Linked DNA regions of Homo sapiens: region 1 is linked to region 2. A link is an interaction called in ENCODE POLR2A ChIA-PET data of the cell type or tissue named here. Cell type or tissue: GM12878. All regions are shown on one strand. Links, peaks and the distances in the headings refer to the core of each region. The heading gives the core; the rest is flanking DNA.

Evidence for each region. Peaks named below come from ENCODE experiments on the same cell type or tissue, not always from the same donor. Only the 100,000 strongest peaks of a DNase experiment are listed, where the experiment ranks them.
Region 1: POLR2A ChIA-PET joins it to region 2 with 6 read pairs; 6 of 35 experiments call an interaction of 5 or more read pairs at or near these places.

What each region holds. Positions count from the first base shown.
Region 1 is chr17:48,090,367-48,095,711 of GRCh38, reverse strand. All of the region lies in intron 1 of CBX1 (chromobox 1), which reads left to right. Among named protein-coding and RNA genes, the nearest start is that of CBX1, 8.4 kb to the left of the region's middle. RefSeq lists an enhancer at 1,144-1,733. In GM12878, for the core only: no CTCF peak of the experiment used is centred there; no DNase peak of the experiment used is centred there.
Region 2 is chr17:48,002,308-48,007,674 of GRCh38, reverse strand. No RefSeq gene overlaps it. Among named protein-coding and RNA genes, the nearest start is that of MIR10226, 28 kb to the left of the region's middle. RefSeq lists a silencer at 3,998-4,292 and an enhancer at 4,033-4,587. In GM12878, for the core only: no CTCF peak of the experiment used is centred there; a DNase peak (open chromatin) is centred at 4,884; H3K4me3 peaks cover 537 bases; H3K27ac peaks cover 2,464 bases.

The DNA of each region.
Region 1 (5,345 bases), core at 346-5,345, 88 kb before region 2:
TGTAGTTGCTGATTCTTTCAACAAAAGGTACTTCTTTCTTGTTTTCTCTTTAGGGCTTATGGATCAGATTTATCTTGCTGCTTATTCCCTTAAAAGCTTATAGCTTTGGAATTCTATTCCCTGATGCTTCTGAGACAGTCATCCTCTTTTTTTTGAGATGGAGTTTTGTTCTTGTTGCCCAGGCTGGAGTGCAATGGTGCAATCTCAGCTCACCGCAACCTCAGCCTCCCAGGTAGCTGGGATTACAGGCGTGTACCACCATGCCCAGCTAATTTTGCATTTTTAGTAGAGATGGGGTTTCTCCATGTTGGTCAGGCTGGTCTCGAACTCCCAACCTCAGGAGATCTGCCTGCCTCAGCCTCCCAAAGTGCTGGGATTACAGGCGTGAGCCACCGCGCCCCACCTGAGACATCCATCTTTATTGTCCATATAGGGTTCAACAACTTGTTCAGGTTCCAGACCTACCTTTAATTGTATGTGCAAGTAAAAATAGAAACAGAATGCTTTGGGAACCCCAAAGAAAAGAGAAATATTATTTAGCTAGGTTGGGTAGGCTTCATGGAGAAAGTAGCATTTTTAAGCTGGGTCTTGAAGAATGGATAGGATTTTGACTGTTGGCCCTGTACAGGAGCACACTACTTTCTTTTTTCTTTCTTTTTTTTTTTGAGGCAGAGTCTTGCTCTGTCACTGAGGCTGGAGTGCAGTGTCAAGATCTTGGCTCACTGCAACCTCTGCCTGCCTGGTTCAAGTAATTCTTGTGCCCCACCCTCCCAAGTGGCTGGGATTACAGGCATGCACCACCACACCTGGCTAATTTTTGTATTCTTAGTAGATATGGGGTGTCACCATGTTGGCCAGGCTGGTCTTGAACTCCAGGCGTCAAGTGATCCACCCGCCTCGACTTCCCAAAGTACTGATTTATAGGTGTGAGCCACCAAGCCCAGTCAGGAGCACACTTTTTTTTTTTTTTTTTCCTTTGAGACAGAGTCTTGGTCCGTCACCCAGGCTGGAGTGCAGTGGCGCGATCTCAGCTCACTGCATCCTAACCCCGTTTTCCGGATTCAAGCAATTATCGTGCCTCAGCTTCTTGAGTAGCTGGGACTACAGGTGCGCCATGCTGGCTAATTTTTTTTTTGTATTTTTAGTAGACACGGGGTTTCACCATGTTGCTGGGCTGGTCTCAAACTCCTAGCCTGAAGGATCCACCCACCTCGGCCTCCCAAAGTGCTGAGATTACAGGTGTGGGCCACAGAGCCCAGCCCACACTTTTTTTTTTTGGAGACAGAGTCTTGTCCTGTATCCCAGGCTGGAGTGCAGTGGCACAATCTTGGTTCACTGCAGCCTTCACCTCCCAAGTTCAAGGAATTCTCCTGCTTTAGCCTCCTGACTATCTGGGATTACAGGTATGTGCCACCACACCTGGATGATTTTTGTATTTTTACTAGAGTTGGGGTTTCACCATCTTAGCCAGGCTGATCTTGAACTCCTGACCTCAAGTGATCCACCTGCCTTGGCCTCCCAATGTGCTGGGATTACAAGCATGAGCCACTGCGCCCTACCAAGCCCACACTTCTTTTTTTTTTTTTTTTTTTTTTTTGAGACAGAGTTTCACTCTTGATGCCCAGGCTGGAGTGCAGTGGCACGATCTTGGCGCATCGCAACTTCCGCCTCCCAGGTTGAAGCGATTCTCCTTCCTGAGCCTCTGGAGTAGCTGGGATTACAGGCATGCGCCACCACACCCAGCTCATTTTGTATTTTTAGTAGAGATGGGGTCATGTTGGTCAGGCTGGTCTCGAACTCCTGACCTCAGGTAATTCGCCTGCCTCAGCCTCCCATAGTGCTGGGATTACAGGCGTGAGTCACCATGCCGGGCCTAAGCCCACACTTCTTAATACTTAATAGATGAGCAAAGCTATGGAGGAAACATAGGATATGTTCAGGTTGTGGCCAGGTTATAGTCTTTGACAGGAATGTAGATTTTGTGAGGGAAGAAGGGACATAATTAGTCTGGAATAAGAACCGAAGAATATAAGTGTTACACTGACGACTTTGGCCTTTTGTTTTAAATGGGAGGAAACCTTGTAGAAAATATTTCCTATTCAGTCAGCTCCAGCCCAAACTGGTTTATATGTGTCACATTGCCTTTGTTTACAACAGTTCCTGAAGCCAAATTGCCCTACCAGTACACCTTTTCAAATGCTAGTAAAGCCTGGTTTCAAACTCAGCTTTTCAAAATGTTTACTGATGCCCTCGCCAGTTCTTCCTCCAACCTCCTATAGTGCGTTTATGGCTACTTTTTATTGCTTATACTGCTTTTGGTAATTATGTATGCTTGCCATTTCGGACTCTCACTTGAACTTGCATTGTTTACCTTTTTGTAAATTTTTTTCGAGACCTGTCTTCTGTGTCTTTTTTTTTTTTTTTTAATTTTATTTTTGAGACAGAGTCTCGCTCTATTGCCCAGGCTGGAATGCAGTGTCGTGATCTGGCCTCACTGCAACCTCTGCCTCCTGGGTTCAAGCAGTTCTCCCTGCTTTAGCCTCCCAAGTAGTTGGGTAGCTGGGATTACAGGCGCCTGCCATCATGCCCAACTAATTTGTTTCTTTCTTTTCTTTTCTTTTCTTTTTTTTTTTTTTTTTTTGAGACAGAGTTTTGCTCTTGCTGCCCAGGCTGGAGTGCAATGGTGTGATCTCGGCTCACTGCAACCTCTGCCTCCTGGGTTCAAGCGATTCTCCTGCCTCAGCCTCCCGAGTAGCTGGGATTACAGGCATGCGCCACCACGTCCGGCTCATTTTGTATTTTTAGTAGAGACTGGGTTTCTCCATGTTGGTCAGGCTAGTCTTAAACTCCTGACCTCAGGTGATCTGCCGACCTCGGCCTCCCAAAGTGCTGGGATTACAGGCCTGAGCCACCATGCCCGGCCTAATTAATTAATTAATCTTTTAGAGATAGAGTCTCGCAGCTGGGTGCGGTGGCTCACGCCTGCAATCTCAGCACTTTGGGAGTCTGAGGTAAGTGGATCACGAGGTCAGGAGTTCGAGACCAGCCTAGCAAAGATGGTGAAACCTTGTCTCTACTAAAAATAGAAAAATTAGCCAGGTGCAGCGGCGGGCACCTGTAATCCCAGTTACTCAGGAGGCTGAGGCAGGAGAATCCCTTGAACCCGGGAGGTGGAGGTTGTGAGCCAAGATAGCTGCACTCTAGCCTGGGCAACAGAGCAAGACTCCCTCTCAAAAAAAAAAAGAGAGAGAGAGAGAGATGGAGTCTTGCTGTGTTGCCCAGGCTGGTCTGAAACTCATGGCCTTAACCACTCCACAACCCTTGCCTTGGCCTCCTAAACTGCTGGGATTACAGGTGTGAGCCACAGTGCCTCGCTAATTTTATTTTTTTTTTAATAGATAGTATTAAAAGGTAGAAGATCTGGTCGGGCATGGTGGCTCAGTCCTGTAATCCCAGCACTTTGGGAGGGCGAGGCGGGCAGATTACCCGAGGTCAGGAGTTCGAGACCAGCCTGACCAACATGGAGAAACCCCATCTCTACTAAAAATACAAAAGTAGCTGGGCATGGTGGCGCATGCCTGTAATCCCAGCCACTCGGGAGGTTGAGGCAGGAGAATCACTTGAACCTGGGAGGCGAAGGTTGTGGTGAGTCAAGATGGCACCATTGTATTCCAGCCTGGGTGACAAGAGTGAAACTGCATCTCAAAAAAAAAAAAAAAAAAAAAAAAGATCTGGCTGGGCATGGTGGCTCACGCCTGTAACCTGAGTACTTTGAGTGGTCGAGGTGAGTGGATCACCTGAGGTCAGGAGTTCGAGACCAGCCTGGCCAACATGGTGAAACCCCCTCTCTACTAAAAATACAAAAATTAGGCCTGGTGTGGTGGCTCACGCCTGTAATGCCAGCACTTTGGGAGGCTGAGGCTGGTGGATCACCTGAGGTCAGGAGTTTGAGACCAGCCTGGCCAACATGGTAAAACCCCGTCTCTACTAAAAATTCAAAAAATTAGCTGGGCATGGTGGCGCGTGCTTGTAATTCCAGCTATTTGGTGGGGCTGAGACAGGAGAAGCACTTGAACCCTGGAGGCAGAAGTTGCGGTGAGCCAAGATCATGCCCCCGCATTCTAGCCTGGGCAAGAGTGAGACTCTGTCTCAAAAAAAAAAAAAAAAAAAAAAAAAGGGCATGGTGGCGGGCACCTGTAATCCCAGCTACTTGGGAGGCTGAGGCAGGAGAATCGGTTGAACCCCAGAGGCGGAGTTCTAAAGTGAGCCGATATCACACCACTTCATTCCTGCCTGGGCAACAAGAGTAAAATTCCATCTTAAAAAAAAAAAAGCTAGAAGATCTGCAGTTATGAACTTTGATAGCCATTAACTGACTAGATCTTCAACCTAAACGGGTTAAAAGAGGGGGAAAGAAAATGGAATGGTAAAAAGAACTAGATGGAAAAAGGAATGAAGTAAGAAGTGATATGCAAAATAATTGTCATCTTCTCCGTGCCTCCCATTCCCTCAGTCTAGTCGAGGTCTTTCCACCTGGCCATGTTTCTTTTCCTCAGATAAAGCAAGCTCATTCTCACCTTAGGACTTTCAAACCAACTATTCCCTAACCTTGGAGTGCTTTTCTTATTTTGGCTGAGTTGTCTCCTTGTAGTTCGGGTTTCTGTTTAAATGTTATTCTAAAGAAATTTGCTTTGTAACATTTATCAGTAATATTTTCTTGTTTATTGTCTGTGCCATGCTTTGCAAACACATGTGTGCACACACTCAATAGTGCTCACTCACTTGTCTGCACTAGAATAATAAGGTCTAAGAGATCAAGGATTTTGTCTGTCTTGTCTACCCCATTTTTCCAGCACCTTACACGTAATAGGTGCCCAGTAGATAATTGTTATGTGAATGAATACAATAGGAGCATGTTCATACAGAGTTAACCCAGTCTGGGGCTCTAGGGAAGGAATTCTAAGGAAGTGACATTTAAGCTAAGGAAATTGGTTAAGTGAAAAGTTGGGCAAAGCGCAAGGTAATGATGATTGATAGGTGTAGGTGCAGGGGCCTTCAGCTCAAATGCCCACAGATAATGATGTGAAGAGATAGATTTTCATTTTGAAATCACTGGCTAGTGTTGAAAATGAATTGGATCAGGAGTTACCCATTGCAAGAGATGATGGTGGCTTCGAATAGAGCAGCAGCAGTGGGGCTGGAAAAAAGTATGAATTGGAAGATATTTAAGATATAAAATTACCAGGATTTAGTGAGAGACTGGATATGGAGGATGAGGAATCAGAGCTGATTCCCATATTTTTGTCTTGAGTACAGCAAAAGCTATATGAATTCTGAGACTGTTT
Region 2 (5,367 bases), core at 1-5,000:
ACCTGTAATCCCAGCAATTTGGGAGGCTGAGGAGGGCAGATCACATGAGGCCAGGAGTTCGAGCCAGCCTGGCCAACATGATGAAACCTTGTCTCTACTAAAAATACTAAAATTAGCTTGGCGTGGTGGTGTAATCCCAGCTACTGGGAGGCTGAGGCACAGGCATTGCTTGAATCCGGGAGGCGGAGGTTGCAGTGAGCCGAGATTGTGACACTGCACTCTAGCCTGGGAGACAGAGTGAAACTCTAAACAAACAAACAAATAAAACTGCTGTGATCTGCGTCTGCTGTAAAAAATTATAGATTCTGAGCTGCATTAATAAAATACAGTCTTTAGAACAAGGGAGGTGATGGTCTTTCTTTATCCTGTGCCCTTTGGAATTAATCTTTAGGTCTGGGGCACTATTTATAAAGAAAGGCATTGCTAATGAAAAAGCCTATGGGATATATAAACAATAGTGAGATTTTGAAAGGAGAGCACTTGAGGAATAGGTGAAGGAATTAGGAATGTTTAACTCTCAGGGATTCCTTTTGGCTGCCTTCTAGACATTTGATTGGCATCTGAACTGTGGAGGAAGATTTACATATTCTCCATCAATTCACACAATGAAAAAAGGACAGAAGGAGGTGAATTACAGGGAAATAGTCTCTGGTTTAGTATGAGAAAGATTTTTCTAAACATTAAAACAGGGCCAGGCGCGGTGGCTCACGCCCGTAATCCCAGCATTTTGGGAGGCCGAGGAGGGCGGATCACGAGGTCAGGAGATCAAGACCATCCTGGCTAACACGGTGAAACCCCGTCTCTAATAAAAATACAAAAAATTAACCCGGCGTAGTGGTGGGCGCCTGTAGTCCCAGCTACTCCTGAGGCTGAGGCAGGAGAATGGCGTGAACCCGGGAGGCAGAGCTTGCAGTGAGCCGAGATGGCACCACTGCACTCCAGCCTGGGTGACAGAGCCAGACTCCATCTCAAAAAAAACAAAAACAAACAAACAAAAAAAAAACATTAAAACAGCCTGAAAATAGAAAGGTATTACCTAGTGAGGTAATAAGTTATCTGTGGCTGGAAGTATCCAAAGAAGGCTATTATGAGGGCTACTATAATAATAATTCTTGCAACAGGAAGGACCCTAGGTTAGGTAGACTGCTGGTCTGTTGAACTCTAAAGTTCTAGGTAATTACATGTCTATTTAGAAACAAAAACAAAAACAAAAACAAAAAAACACCTACCAGCCTCTCTTCTCTGTGGTCTTTATTATATAATGTTTACAGAAACTGCCCACACACCCACTGATTGTATAAAGCTTGGGACTGGACTGGGAGCTTCTTCATTTTGAATTCCTTGCTTCCCTACCCCATCTCTTTTCCAGCCTTCCATCCTGCCCCTTAGTTGCCTCTGTCCAGAACTTTCCATGTCTGCCTGCAGGATGGGACTTCTTGAGAGATCTGTAATATTGAAAATTCTGCCAGGCACAGTCGCTCATGCTTGTAATCCCAGTACTTTAGGAGGCTAAGGCGGGCGGATCACTTGACACAAGAAATTCGAGACCAGCCTGGCCAACATGATGAAACACCGTCTCTACTAAAAATACAAAAATTAGCTAGGCGTGGTAGCACGTGCTTATAATCCAGCTACTTGGGATGCTGAGGCACGAGAATTGCCTGAACCCAGGAGGTGGAGGTCAAAGTGAGCTGAGATTGTGCCACTGCACTCCAGCCTGGGCAACAGGGTGAGACTGTCTCAAAAAAAAAAAAAAAAAAAAAGAGGCCACATGCAGTGGTTCATGCCTGTAATCTCAGCACTTTGGGAAGCCAAGGTGGGCGGATCACTTGAGGTCAGGAGTTCGAGACCAGCCTGGCCAACATGGTGAAACCCCGTCTCTATAAAAAATACAGAAGTTAGCCAGGCATGGTGGCACGTGCCTGTAATCCCAGCTCCTTGGGTGACTGAGGCAGGAGAATCGCTTGAACCCGGGAGACAGAGGTTGCAGTGAGCCGAGATGGCGCCACTGCACTCCAGCCTGGGTGACAGAGCAAGACTCCATCTCAAAAACAAAAACAAAAACAGGACAAAAAACAAAAAAAAAAAAAAAAAAAGCTGGGTATTGTGCCAGTCTCCCTACTGAGGCTGACTCTAACCCATAGCTGACTGGCATTTGCTCTCAGAGCACAGTTTCTGCATTTGAGGAATTTCGCTGGAATCCCAGCACTCTTCTTAGTGTGGCAGAAGGCAAGGTGAAGGTGTGAGTTAGTGGAATATGTGGGTTCTAAACACCAAGCGGAGCAAACCCCCAAGGATGGACAGCACATCTCAAGAGCAAAGGAAGGTAGAAAACAGAGATCAGAGACAGCCTCTCTTTCTCTCCTGTAGCCTTTCCCCCCAGTTCTTTTCTGTTTTAATCACAGGAAGAGTGATTAGTCAGCCGAGGAAGGATGGGGGAAGAAAGCAGATGAGTTTTATCTGGCTGGGGTCTGCCCAAGCTGCAGCCATGTGACTACCTGGCTGACCTGGGGTCTCCATCATGTCCCTGCCTGTCCACAAGACGGATCAGGCTGCCCTTCTCTGCAGCACCCACCCCCGCCCCCATTCCAGGAGAGGGTTGCTAGGATAATTATAGCCTACTTGTTTCTCTCTCTCCCTCTCTCTTATTCCTGTAGGTCCTGGACATTTTTTACTTTCTCAGAGGACTGGGGAACTTCTTCAACACTGTAGTAAACTAGAATCTGGAAAGTTCCTTCCAGCAGAAATGAGGAGGTTAAATTCTCAGAAATGATTTCTATTTTTTACCCTTCTCTACCCACCTCCCTCCCAATGTTAACTGGGAACCTATTGCTTTGCCCTTCATTTCAACAACACAGAGCCTTTCCCCAAATATTCAGGCCTCTCTGTCATCCTTAAAACTGCTCCCCTCGACCTGCTGGGCTCAAGTGACTCACTCACCTCAGGCTCCTGAGTAGCTGAGACTACAGGCATGCACCACTTCTGGCTAATTTTTATATTTTTTGCAGAGACGGGGGTCTCATCATGTTGCCCAGTCTGGTCTCGAACTCCTGGGCTCAAGCTATCTGCCCACCTTGGCCTCCCAAAGTGCTGGGATTACAGGCATGAGCTACTGTGCCCAGCCTCGGGTATCTCATGCAGTATTGAAGGAAACAGACCTGGCTTTGAATCCTAGTTCTATCAGTTGCAAGCTCTGTGACCTTGGATAAGTGGCAAAATCTCTCAGAGGATCCATTATTCCACTTGTGAAATGGGAATAATTATACCCATTCACACAATTTTTGTAAAAATTCAACAAAATAATGCATGTAAAGCTCTTAGCCAATGACTGGCAAAGTAAGTGCTCAAAAGATGGCAACTACTGCTCCTAGGGCTCACCTTTGTTTGTGCTAAGTGGATGAAGCAAAAGGAGATGGCAGGGGTTAAGGGAAACACACCAGAAAGGAGGCTCACAGAGGAGATGCTGAAAGGGATGGATTTGGTTAATGTAGGACAGATGGCGGAGAAGGAGGAAGAAGACGGGGAGAAGGAAAGGGGAAGGAAAAGGCTCATTGGAGACTAGCCTGGCAGAGTAAGAGAGAAAGTTGGGATGCACAGAACAAGACAGAGCACGGGAAAGGGATGGACAAAGAGCAGATGGGAGAGGAAGACAGAATGACAAAGACGCGGAGGGCGGGGGAAACCCAGCTGGTGTGAAACAGACAAGAGGTGCTGGAGAAGACAGAAGAAAAAGAGAAAACCAAGGGGTGGGGGGCGGTGTCAAAATGAGACAGGGAAGCAGGGGCAGGACAGACAGACTGAGAGCGAGTTGGGAAAGCACAAGACGGACAGACAGATGGCAGGGACAAGAGGGTGCCCTGGGTTGCCTGCATTCTGCTGTGTTTACCAGCTAATTGAGTTAAATTGTTGTCAGAGATGTAATTAAAGGGTAGAGAGAGCTCTCTGGCAGGCCCGAAACAGATGGAGGGGGCTTTAATTGGTAATTAAATTCTTCCCTGGCAGCTGAGGAAGGAGCTTGTGCTTCAGTCTCACAAGGCCACGGGTGGCCTTCCCCCCACTCCTGGCCCCTCTCAGGGGCTCTTTGGGGAGGGGGCTGGGCCCTGCGCACCAGCAGCCCGGCAGGCGGCGAGGCCTGGTAACTGCAGGAGAATGAATGCCAAAGCGACCCTTCTTCCCTGCTGGGGCTGGCTCAGCTCCCATGAGCGAATCCAAGCACACCCACCCCCGCGCCTGCTCCTCCCCAACCTCCCCACCCTCACCCACCAAACTAGCATTGACCGATGAATTCCTACGTGGCCCCCATTGCTTCACTTGGGATCCCAGGGAAGAATAGTGGGGCTCTGGCCCTGCAGCCTGATCAGCTTGGGAAGAGTTAGTTGGTTTAGTCAGGGACCCAGGCAGACCCATCTCTTGGCATGGCTCCCACGAGTCTGTCAGCATCTGCCCCCCTCCCCCTTCCAGGAGACGCTGTGCAGAGATTCTATTCTGCGTGGCACATCACTGTCTGGCGCTGACTCTGCTTCCATCCTTCTCCACCCCCTGCCCTCACCCCCACAGCAGCAAATAAGACAGGGATGGGATCAGTCACCCTGATGGGCAGATAGATTGGTTAGATGCTCTAAGATGTGGGCATTCAGACTAATCAGCTTTCAATTCCAAATCTCAATTTGACCTTAATTTCATTGGAGAAGGACCCTTGGGATGGCAGATTTCCCTGAAACCCACAAATTCTAGACGTGATCCATTTCAAAGAAAGAGATAAGTAAAAAGAGAGCACAGAGGCAAGGCTTTTTAAAAGAAGGCTGAACAGGAAGTTAGGCAGAAAGAAAATCCAGGGCAGACATTGTGGGATTATTGTAAAATGCATGGCTGACTATGAGTCAGCAATACAGTGCTATTCTTACAAAAGCAAGCTGCATGCCGGATGCATAAATAAGGAACCTGGGGGTCATTCTCATTATATCTCAGCTGATCAGACAAAAGTTCTTTGTCTTGCTCTGGACTCCAGGGAGCCTAGAGAGTCACAGGCGAGTTTCAAGGGGTTTCTGGGAGAACTGTAGAAATGACAGAAGGATTTGTGAGGCAGAGTGCCCGACTGTATGAATTTTCACTCAGTTTGTCAAGCATTCTCTGTTTTTTTGCCTTCAGCCCCACATATGCTGGTCTTTCTGCCAGGATCTTTGCTCTCCACCCTCCCTTCCACATCCTTGGACTAACTGCTACTTATCCTAAGTCCGCAAATTAGCACTCCTTTCCTTCTTTCCCCTCCCTCCCTTCCTTCCTTCCTTCCTTCCAGTTGAGTCTCACTCTCTTGCTACATGCTGGAAAGCAGTGGTACAAACACCACTCACTGCACCCTCCACCTCC